Linked DNA regions of Homo sapiens: region 2 is linked to region 1. Evidence: read pairs that join two places in POLR2A ChIA-PET (ENCODE). Cell type or tissue: PC-9. All regions are shown on one strand. Links, peaks and the distances in the headings refer to the core of each region. The heading gives the core; the rest is flanking DNA.

Region 1 (5,865 bases), core at 1,201-5,200:
TACTGATAAAAGGTGATATAAAGATCACCTTTACTGAAACAAATTCAAATTTCTCATTTAAAAAATATTGGAAAATATTTTATTTGCTCCAAAATTTAGTATCTTCCCTGCTTTGAATTCTACTTATTATAAATATATGGTATAAAAATAATAATGGTTTCACTCAAACTCCATTAGGAAGCAGCTAAATACCCTAGTAGCAGACTGTGCCATAGAAATATTAGCAACTTCTTCATCTGCGCTATCAAATGACAGGGTGGGAAGCACTGGTCTGCTTCTTAAACTACCTGTAATGAAGGATATACATATTACAAATCATATATATATATAATATATATAGATTATATATGTATATTACATAAAATATCAATGAAAATATATGACTAAAAATAAAAAGAAAAATGACATAAATACAAGCCCCCTTTCTAATATTAAGGTCCATATATAAAATTTCCTTGTCAAATTGTTATAAAAGTTTAATGCTTACTCTCATATTTTTACCTTATCATGTCATGAACCTGCTAAGAAACCAGTCTGCAGACCAGAAATAGAAAATGGACCAAACTTTGAGTAACTCTGCTTTGTTACTGTCAGATTCAAATTTTGAGCTATTAGAAGCAATACTACAATTCATTCTGTTAGGCATACAACTTAATAAAGTTTTCTGATTAATTCTTTGCAATAAACTCTTAGAAATGGAACAATAGAGTCTTCTTTTGTCCTTCAATTATAAATATATATAAATCAACTTGTTTTGCTGACAGCATGATATGTTTTGTTACTGTACATGTGGCTGTGGTCTTTACTTTTCCTGTTGTTAGTTTTATATATCAGCAGAGTATGCCTGTTTTAATATTAAAAGTAGTGTATACTAGAATAGCTAAAATGATTTTGAAAAGGAATAAAGTGAGAGGAATTAATCTTCCCAATATTAAGGCTACATTAATCATGACCGTGTAGAACTGGTGGAAGGATAGAAACACAGATCAGTGGAACAGAACAGAGAAGTCAGAAATATCCACACATGTATACACAAGTAATTTTTGATAAGGAAGCAAAAATAATTCAATGAAGAAGGAATAGCCTTTTCAATAAATAGTGCTGAAGCAATTAAACATCCATAAGCAAAAAAAAAAAAAAAAGAACCTCGACATAAGCTTTATACCCTATACAAAAATGATCTCAAGATGGATCCTCAACTTATATATAAAACATAAAGCTATAAAACTTCTAGGTAAAAATTGAAAGAAAATATTTAAGATCTAGGATTAGGCAAAGAGTTGTTAGGCTTAACACCAAAAGCGTGACCCATAAAAGGAAACAAACGATAATCATTTGGACTTCATAGAAATTTAAAAATGTGTGCTCTGAATTACCCTGTTAATAGGGAAAAAGAAAAATTACAGATTTGGAGAATATATTTGAAAATTACACGTACAAAAATGATTGTTATTTAGAATATATAAATGATTCTCAAAACTCAAAATTTAAAAAGCAAGCAGTCCAAATAAAAATGGGCAAAAGACACTTGACTGCACAGAGTATATGGATTTCAAAAAAACACATGAAAATATGTTTAACATCTGAGTTTGAATCTGAGGGTTTAGGAGAACGGGTTAGCAACAGTGCTCAAAGAAGCAGCTATGAAAAATGTTATCATCACCATCATGATCATCATCATCATCATCATTAGCAGTTAGAGAAGTGCAAAGTAAAACCAAAATGAGATATCACTGCACATCGGAGTAGCTAAAAAAAAATTGTGAAAACCCTAAATGCTAAGGAGGGTGCAAAGACACTGGATCATTCATACATTGTGTTTAGGAATGTAAAATGGTACAGCAACTCTGAAAAAATAGTTGGCAGTTACTTTCAATACTAAAAATAGACTGACAGAGCAATTGCACTGTTAGACATATATCACAGAGAAATTTTAAAAATTCATGCAGAAAATTCCTCCATGATTGCTTATGGCAGGTTTTTAAAAAATGCTAATAGACCAGAACTGGAAACATCCCAGATGTCCTTCAGTGAATGGTGCACACATGTCATGAAACACTACTCAGTAATAAAAAAGAAAGAGCCTATTGATACACACAACAGCTAAGATGAAGCTCATGGATGTTATGTTGAGCCAAAAAAGCAATCTCAAAAGAATACATACTTTGGATTAATTCATGATTCCATTTATGTAACATTTGTGAAATAATTATAGGTACGGTGAACAGCTTAGTGGTTCCTAAAGGTTAGACATGTGGCTATAAAGGGGTAGGACGAAGAAGTCTTGTGGTAATGGTGCAGTAAAGTGTCTTGATTGTTGTGATGGTTATGCACACAGAGAACTACACACACACACACACACACACATGCATAGTGCATGTATAACTGGTGAAATCAGAATAAGCACTATGAGCTGTAACAATGACAGTTTCCTGGTTTTGATGCTGTACTATAGTTACACAAGATGTTAATAATGGGAGAGGCATTAAAATGTTAGATAGAGCTATATCTGTATATATATGTGACATCATAAATTTTATAATTTAATATTTACTTTTCTAATAAATCACTTGGATATTAAAAAAGGAAGTCACAAAATAATGTGAGAAGTTTGGGAAAATTCTCAAAACAGAAAACAGAAAGCAAGACATTTACCAGTATAAATCATATGTATATTGATCTCTCAGTTATATATCCTTAGTTTTTGATGAAGAAAAAATGAGGAAAATAAACAAAAGCCTAGTAGCAGAAATGCCAGGCAGGCTGGTGACTCAGTACTTGGTTGATTAAGGCACTCAGCATTCCTGAGAGTACTGTTCGAATTCATGACTTATACAGATGATTTCAAAAGCTTTATTAGGTAATGCAAAGGGACTTTCTACAAACAGTTTATTTTTATCCAAAGAATTTTCTAGAATAATTCTGAAAAAGGATAGTGCAAGATTAAAGGAATGGGCATCAAGTTAAATAGATTGTTTTTGAAATGATACCTGGGGATATTCATACTTTACTCACTAAGACTTAAAAGAATTCCCACTTCCCATCAGCGATAGCACCATTGCTATGATGGAATGACCAGCCACTCGAATAGTTCCCTTATGGTGTTCTTTCCCCTGCATCGAATGTAAAGCCTGGGGCTTTCCATCCCTGGTGTATGCTGGGTCCAAAGGAAAAAGAAATCCAGAGGTGCCTTGAGAGGGAAAAAAAAAGCAATTGAAGGGAAGAGAAAGAAGATGGTTCAAGTGAGAAACAAGGAAACCTTGTGTCCTCTTACAAGCTTGTTAGAGAATGGCAAGTACCCAGAACGCAACTAATGGCTGTAATTCCCTGCCCTGCCTGTTCTCAAAGGCTGAAGACAGAAAAAGCATTCCGGGAATAGGAAGCAGACACCTCCATAAGAAAATCTATGTGGAAGAGCTTCTTTTTAGCCATCTCAAGTGAGGCAACTCACCCTTAAGAGCAGCCATAGGGTGGCACATGTAGTGTGTAGGGAAGGGATAGTGGATCCGAACTCTGTCTGTATTCTCCCTTGACTCTTGCATTAAATCTAATATTTGGATTTTTGCTGATGAACCTATGTGATGACATAATAGACATTTAGAGCCATAACTTTTACTAAATATAGATTTGTCATAATTTTAAACAGTAATTCTTCAGAGGCCACATAAAAATTTTACTTGGACAAAAGCACATGTAGGCCATTAGAAAATCCAGTGAGCAATACATTTCCAGTATCAATTACTTTTGAGAGGATTATGGAGGTAGCTGTCCAGTCAATCCTCCTTAACCAATAAATAATAAAAGACAACTCATTTTCTTTATGATCAAACACTTAGAACACTTCATTTTCATGCTTCTGCCAAAAGAGATGAAATTCTGAAGTGTGACTAGGTAGTGAAGCCAGTTGAGACAGCCTGTTAAGAGTAAGAAAAAAATAGAGAGAGAGAAAGAAAGAAAAAGAAAAGAAAGAAAACACTAGCTACCAATATTTACAGGAATATTATTCTCTTATTCTTTTTTTTTTTTTTTTGATGGAGTCTTGCTCTGTTGCCCAGGCTGGAATGCAGTGGCGCAATCTTGGCTCACTGCAACCTCTGCCTCCTGGGTTCAAGCGATTCTCCTTTCTCAGCCTCCTGAGTTGTTGGGATTACAGGCACCTGCTACCATGCCCAGGTAATATTTGTATTTTTAGTAGACACGAGGTTTCACCATGTTGGCCAGGCTGGTCTTAAACTCTTGACCTCGTGATCTGCCCGCCTCAGCCTCCCAAAGTGCTGGGATTACAAGTGTGAGCCACTGCTCCCAGTATCTCTTATTCTTAATTATTTTTTGAAAAAAATAATAAACACTGGAATTCATCCTCCTGGTGAGGGCTAGTGAAACCCTAGCTTCACTACTTGCTGACTGTGTGAGCTTGAGTGAGTTACTTAACCTCTCAGGTGTTCATCTAGAATAATGATAATAAAACAACTTGCCTTATACTGTTGTGAAGATTAAATGAACTAATACATGTTCTTACTTTTATAATAATAAAGGTGTTAGAAACAGTGACTGCTATGGACTGAATTATGTCCCTCCAAAATTCATATGTTGAAATTTTAACTCTCAGTCCTTCAGAATCTGGCCATTTTTTTTTTTAGCAGTTTCTTCAAAGAGGTAATTAAGGTTAAGTCAGGCCATTGGGTTGGGTCTAATTCAATGTGACTGGTGTCCTTAATAAGAAGCAAAGATTAGGACACAGCCACACACAGAGGAAAGTCCATGTAAAGGTACAGGAGAAAGACAGCCCTCTAACAAGGCAATGAGAGAGACCTCAGAAGAAACGAACCCTGCCAACACTGTGACTTTGAATTTCTAGCCTCCAGAACTATGAGAAAATAAATTTCTGTCTTTTAAGCCACCCAATAAGTAGCACCCATCTGTGGCACTTATTGTAACAGCCCTAGAAAACTAATACAGGGACAATAAAACAGTTTTCTAGACAACTGGACTTTAAAGATTGTTGTCGTATCTATAGAAATTTACTAATCCTCTCAAATATCCTATTTGATAGTTTGTGGTATTGTAGAATATAATTAAAATTGGCATCTACGGTTTCTGTTTGCTGAAGAGTTCACATTTTATCTGCCTTTCTGCCCTTTTGTGATAAGATTTATTCTTGTAGTCACATTTTGTTTTTCAAACAACATGTTTAAAATGTTTCTCTGACACTGAAAAATACACCCTGCCTGAAACTGCTAGCTATACTCACTGTGGAATCTATGGGTCAACGAAAGATAGGGTTTACCAGCTATGGACAAAGAAGGAGCTATGAAAAATATCATCATCACCAACATCATCATCAATAGACAGATGTTGCACCCATTGAATATATTCTTGTTTGTAAGGGACATTTAAAATTTATTAATAAGGAAAAATTATGGCATTGATAAAGAAAACAACAAATAAATGAATATCTATAAACATATGTCATCAATGAAAGAAATATGTATAATATTATACAACATTTTATTATTAAATATTAATATGCAATCAAATATAAATGTAATATTTAATTAAAGACAATTCAATCAGATCTATAAGGTTGAGAAATTCATTATGTCTTTAAGTGATTTCCCTACTTAGTGGTCAAATAAAAATTTATTAAATTTTATTGTTTTATTTTTTGTTTTTATAGAGATGGAGTCTCACTATGTTGCCTAGGCTGGTCTCAAACTTCGGGCCTTAAGCTATCCTCCTGTCTCTGCCTCCCAAAGTGCTGGGATTCCAGGTGCAAGCCACCATGTGCAGGCTTTATTTAATTTTAAAAAGACTTCAGACTCAATATATTTGCCTGATGAAATTATAAGTACTGTCTAAATGAAA
Region 2 (5,865 bases), core at 1,041-5,040, 77 kb after region 1:
TATTTTAAGACAAATTATCAAATCCTGAATAAAAATAAATAAAAGTATTTTTCTTAATATATACTACCTTAAGCATAATTTTATTTTTTTGTGTTGTCTTCTCTCATTCACCAAATTACTAGCTCTTCACAGTAAGGTCAATTTCTGATACATTATATTCTATGTTTTCCTTAAATTTCTGAGAATAAGATAGAAGTTCAAAAATATTTGTTATCATGTTGATTTTATATTAAATAGACTATGACATATTTTGTTGAAATCATATTAGATGCCAGAGTAAAATGTCTTGAGTAATTTCAAGTCCCTCTGATGTAGTTTTTATTATTTTGTTACTTGATGAACGGATGCTAAAAAAAAGAATGTTGACTTTGTGGGTATTTCATAAAAATGGGAAATCTTTCTGCATGGTTTAGCATTGAGATTGCCAAATTCTTAAATGCGGTTTCCAACAGAACACAAACTTGGAAACTAAAATACAGCACTGCGTGCCCTTGCATTTGTAACAGATCAAAGGATTCATAATCTATGTACATTCTGGATAAGTTTTATAAAAATAAAGTTAAAATCTGCCCAACAAAGTCCAAAGCTGAAGGCATACACCAGCCACTTTGTGGCAGACCACGTTTTCTGGGAAAGTTCTGAAGGGGAAAGTGTCATCTGCGCACTTTCCTTTCACATGCCTTCTCACTTAGTGGCATTCCTTTTGTCTTTATGTACCAAAATTTACTCTCAGGTATAAGGCCAGTAAATTTATTCACACATGGCATAAAAACACTGAAAGAAATTCTTGAAGGATTGTATTTTCCAGGAATATTTGGTACCAAAACTATTTCTGTAGAGTAATTATCAGGTTTGTAAGGGGTTAAAGGAACAGTGCTTTTCCCATGGAAATCTCCCTGGAAGGGGAAATGATGACTCTGCCTACTCCTCTGACTTACATGAGGTCTAGGGAGTGTCTAAAACCAAAAACTCCAGAATAGATTTGGCTGAGGACAAGTTAGGAGGATCCTGGCATCCCACATATCCAGGAGCTTCCTTGGAATTCAGAGGTCCCCTATTGCCAGCATCCCCCCGTCTATAGCATATAAAGAACTGCAGAAAAGTTATACTGGCTTAAACCATGGGAGTCTTATTTAGCAGTCCCTCCTTGTAACTGGAAGACTTAGATGTGAAAGGGAGGTTATTCTCTTCTTGTATTTTGTCAGGTTTATCATTTATGCTGTCTAATATTTGGAAGACAGTAGATGTTTGGAAGTGTCAAGTGACAGCTAGAAGACACTTTGGGATTAAAGACTCAGTGTGGGAATCAGGGTCCCAGCATTTATTCACGGTCCCACAACAGCATGAGTCTGGCTGTTGGATCCAGGTTGGGCTGCATGGTTCTCTCCTTTTTGAGCAGCACATTGCTGTCCTGTGATTCTCTGGTTCTGCTCCTAACCCTGATCTGACTGGGAGCTTTTTATGTAATGTTCTTTTTTTTTTTTTTTTTTTTTTTTTTTTTTTGAGACAGAGTCTCACTCTGTTGCTCAGGCTGGAGTGTAGCGGCGCGATCTCAGCTCACTGCAAGCTCTGCCTCCCAGGTTCACGCCATTCTCCTGCCTCAGCCTCCCAAGTAGCTGGGACTACCCACCACCATGTCCGGCTAATTTTTTGTATTTTTAGTAGAGATTGGGTTTCACTGTGTTAGCCAGGATGTTCTCGATCTCTTGACCTCGTGATCCGTCTGCCTCAGCCTCCCAAAGTGCTAGAATTACAAGCGTGAGCCACTGTGCTCGGCCTATGTAATATTCTTGACATCACCTTTATGGAACATAGTCCATGACACTAGCTGCTTCCTTTGTTTACCTCTTTCATAGTGACAAACTTTCATATTTGAACAGCGATTATCATCAGGAGCCCATCCTATACCCATAGTGTCTGAACCTTTAGTAGTCCTCTCTTCTATACCTGTATAAATCTAATAATGTGGAAGCTTTTTGCAAAACTCTAGGTCATATGAAATTTCTTTTTATCATAAGAAATGTCCAATTTCCATTTACAGCCATTCATACCTCAGAGCTATATGAGGCCAATATCCCTTTTACTTATGAAAGCCTGTCAAATATTTGGGGTCAGCCACACTGTCTTCACTAATTTGTCTTCATTAAACTAAGTGGCTCCAACTATTTCAACCACTGCTGTTAAGAAAGATTTTATGACTTTTTGCCATCCTGTGTGCTCTCCCAATGACTTTAGCTTTTCAAACTTTTCTTTCAATATGTGATGTGCCCAACAGAACACCATAACTCAAAGTTCACCCTAAATAGCATAGAAATGGCAAAGCCTTCTCCTTCACAGTAGGTCTTATTCATGTTATGGTGGCCCTTTCTTATTTCTCTGATCATTTCTCAAGTGATGATATTTATTTTCGATGATTTGGCCTAAAAACTCTTAGTCTTCAATGTGTTCCTGCCAAGCTCTTTGCATACTCTTGAATTATTATGATTTATTTTGTGAGCGTAAAACTTCAATTTATTTTATTTATCTCTATTTAAAAATAATTTCTTATTTACAGTCACTTTTTTCCCTTTTTCTTTTCCTTTTTTTTTTTTTCATATATCTGCTATGTATGTCAGTCACTGGGCTTGTCAGTGGAGCAGTAAGAAGATAATGTTGAATTCAGTATCAAGGGGCCAAATTTTCAGTGCTTATAATCTAAGGGAGACAAAAAGAAGTCACTATTTTGTCAATTACAAATTATTGTAATGAGGATTCTAAAGGGACAACTAAGGGCAACTAAGGAGGTAGGACAAGGAGAACTTTCTGGACTAAGTGGCACCTGAGTTAAGGAGTTAGCAATATGAAGGAGAAGAGGAGGAGAAATTCAAGTAGAGAGATTTCTTATATAAAGTTCTAGACAGGAGAATAAGCATGGTGTTTTCTAAGACTCATAGAGAAGAATAGGTGGGGCTTTTACATAGAGTAAGAGGTAAACCTTAAGGAGAAATGATTCTAGGAATATAAATAATTTCCAAATCATGAAGAACTTTGTATTAAAACCTGGAAGGAATTGTTGGCATTTGAAGAGTTTGATGGGAGGGAGTGATGTGATTATTCTTGTATTATAGAAAAATCACTTTGGCTGCCATGTGGAAAATAATTTTTCTGTCTCAAAATAGGGAAATATGATAGAAAATTATGGCAAGAATGTAGGTAAAAGATTATGGTGACCTAAACTAGGGAATTGTTAGAAGGTATGTTTAAAGGACATAAAAAATATAAGAATATTTGTTATGAAGACATGTTTGTTACGTTAGATGACGTTTGACCAATAGAACTGATAGACTCAGGCAGTGGTGTATTCGTAGATAAGTAAAGAATGATAATTAGCCCTAGCTCAGAAAAGCATATTGGTTGAATTATCCACTGAAAGAAGAATTAGAACTGGAATAGAATAAGAATAAGGGATTCGTTCTGGACATATTAGATTTATATTCCTAAGGGTCATTCAAATGTGGATATTTAATAAGCAGTTAGGTATATGAGTTTGGAAATCAGTTACCTGTCCTTGGATGTAAAAGAATAAATCTGTAAGTCCTGTAGACCACCGGCTGTAAAGAGGAGATAAGATATAGGATGGAAGCAGAAAGTGGACTTTTTAAGGTAGGAAAGATAAGAGCAAATTTAAGTGATAAGGGGAACATGTGCTTTGTAGACAGAGGAGACTGGACAGTTGCAAAATAAAACAAAGTGCTTCTAAAAGCAATTTTATTCTCTGATGCATCCAAAAATGGCAAACTAGATTTTGCTTGTCATTCTAGTGACTACTTTCTCCCCATTTTCATATTTTTAAAACAGTTTTAATGTTAAAAATAATGCTTTATTTTTGAAAACTGTCTTTTTCTTCATCCATTTATTTATTCCACCAATATTTACAAATGCTGATTAAATATTATAGATACCCGGCCAAGTGTTGGAAATAGGTGAATAAGATGTAGTCTTAGCCTTCAAAAAGGCAAGAACGTATATAGAAAAGATATGAATAATCACTGTCTTTGGTGCTTGTTTTGCCTTCTGATGCTTCAATGGATAAAGTTAATTCATTTGAAAATAGTAGCACTTCAATAGTTGAAGATACTTATTGTAAACCCATTTGTTTCTTCTAGCAGTGATGCAAAACCTGATGATGTTCAAAATGGAAAACAAATCTTTTATTATTATGGTAGCTATTTATAGTGTGAGCTTTTAAAATGTGATAGAAGAATGAAAAACAATACTCTTAATCATGATCTGATAAGTACAGAATAATTGATCTAGACACAATTAATCCCTTATCATATTAAAATGGCACAAGTTCTTTTTTTTGGCAACTGAATTTTGTTGTTGGCAAATAATGAGATTTCAGTCAGTTATTCTTGGATTTTATGCCCAACTGTTAAGCCAATACTCCCCAATTCTGGTTATATGCAGTTGATAATTTGCAATGAAAATATATGACTTCTCACCTATTAATTTTACATCTCATCTCAGTTTATATCATTGTTCCAAATTAGATTAATCTTTAAGAATTTCATTGTTATTAAATGCATTGCCAATCATTTCAAGCTTTCCTTAGACAATTTGTTAATTTGTTTTGATATCAAAATTACCTATTAAGACATCAAACAACAAAGACTAAATATAAGTATGTGTTGCATGTCACTTGAAAATTATTTAGCCTGCTATCAATAGATTATATAATGTTCTCTGGATTCTTTTGGTTTAACTATTTGGAAAGTGGCATAATAGAACTCATGTAAGTTACATTTTTGCCACTTATACTAAGCATTATCATAAGAGACTTTGAGATTTCTGATGGAAATTCCAGACAGCCTGAGATTTAGAGGGCATATGTTAACCACAGGTAAATAATCCACCATTTTTCAGTCAAAGGTTAACTTAACAGTATAAGGTCAGTGGGTCATAGAACTTCCATTGCCTTAACTAAAGAAACCAAAACCAAAAACAAAACAAAAGAAAAAAATAAAACCACCTCAAAACTTAGCAAAACAAAATATAAACAGTTTTCTCAACACACATAAAGACTTATCCTACGCAAATTGTGATTTTTCTGACTTTGATTTTTGTGTCTTTGCTTTGAGATTTTAAATGTCAGCCAACAATCTTCTTGGCTTCTTTTTCTGGCATCAGCTCCCCTTGGCTACTTTCTAAAACCTCATGGAGACTGTTTGCTTCCCTATGCTACATCAAATTAGGAGTTGAATATAGCTAAAAGACTAAGAACGTTCCCAATTAATATTCTGATTACAATGTAAAAGTTTTAAGCCATAATCTACCTCTACATTTTAATAATATTTCTGCCATAATATATTAATATTGCTCATCATTGTGTCTAAATTAATTTTAAATAACTATGGTGAAGTTCTTTTAAAGTTACTTTTTTTATTTAAAGAAGTAGACATGCATTCAATATTGTAGAAAATTTAGAAAATAGAGAAAAGGGTGAAAATAAGCCAGCTGTAATTGTTAACATTTTGATAAATGATCACATTTCAAATACTGTTTACAAAATATTGATCATGTATGACAAACTTACTTTTTTCACTTGGAAATACATCTTCAATTTTTTCACAGTTTCTTAGATTTTTTCCCGTCAAACAATGTTGAGGAGAATAGAATTTAATCGTATGGATATACTGTAATATATTTAATCCATGTTTTTATTTATATATCTTTATGTTTACTTTTCACTATCTTCATATATTATAGAATAAATCTTTGTATGTGCCTCTGATTATTTCATGGGACATATTTCTAGAAGTAGAATAACTAGGTCAAAGAAATCTACATTTTTATGATTGTGATAAACAGTTGTAAATCACCTCC

The links. Peaks named below come from ENCODE experiments on the same cell type or tissue, not always from the same donor. Only the 100,000 strongest peaks of a DNase experiment are listed, where the experiment ranks them.
Region 2: POLR2A ChIA-PET joins it to region 1 with 5 read pairs; 2 of 35 experiments call an interaction of 5 or more read pairs at or near these places.

The regions. Positions count from the first base shown.
Region 1 is chr5:39,772,859-39,778,723 of GRCh38, forward strand. No RefSeq gene overlaps it. Among named protein-coding and RNA genes, the nearest start is that of LINC02104, 260 kb to the left of the region's middle. In PC-9, for the core only: no CTCF peak of the experiment used is centred there; a DNase peak (open chromatin) is centred at 2,763.
Region 2 is chr5:39,850,065-39,855,929 of GRCh38, forward strand. No RefSeq gene overlaps it. Among named protein-coding and RNA genes, the nearest start is that of LINC00603, 200 kb to the right of the region's middle. In PC-9, for the core only: no CTCF peak of the experiment used is centred there; no DNase peak of the experiment used is centred there.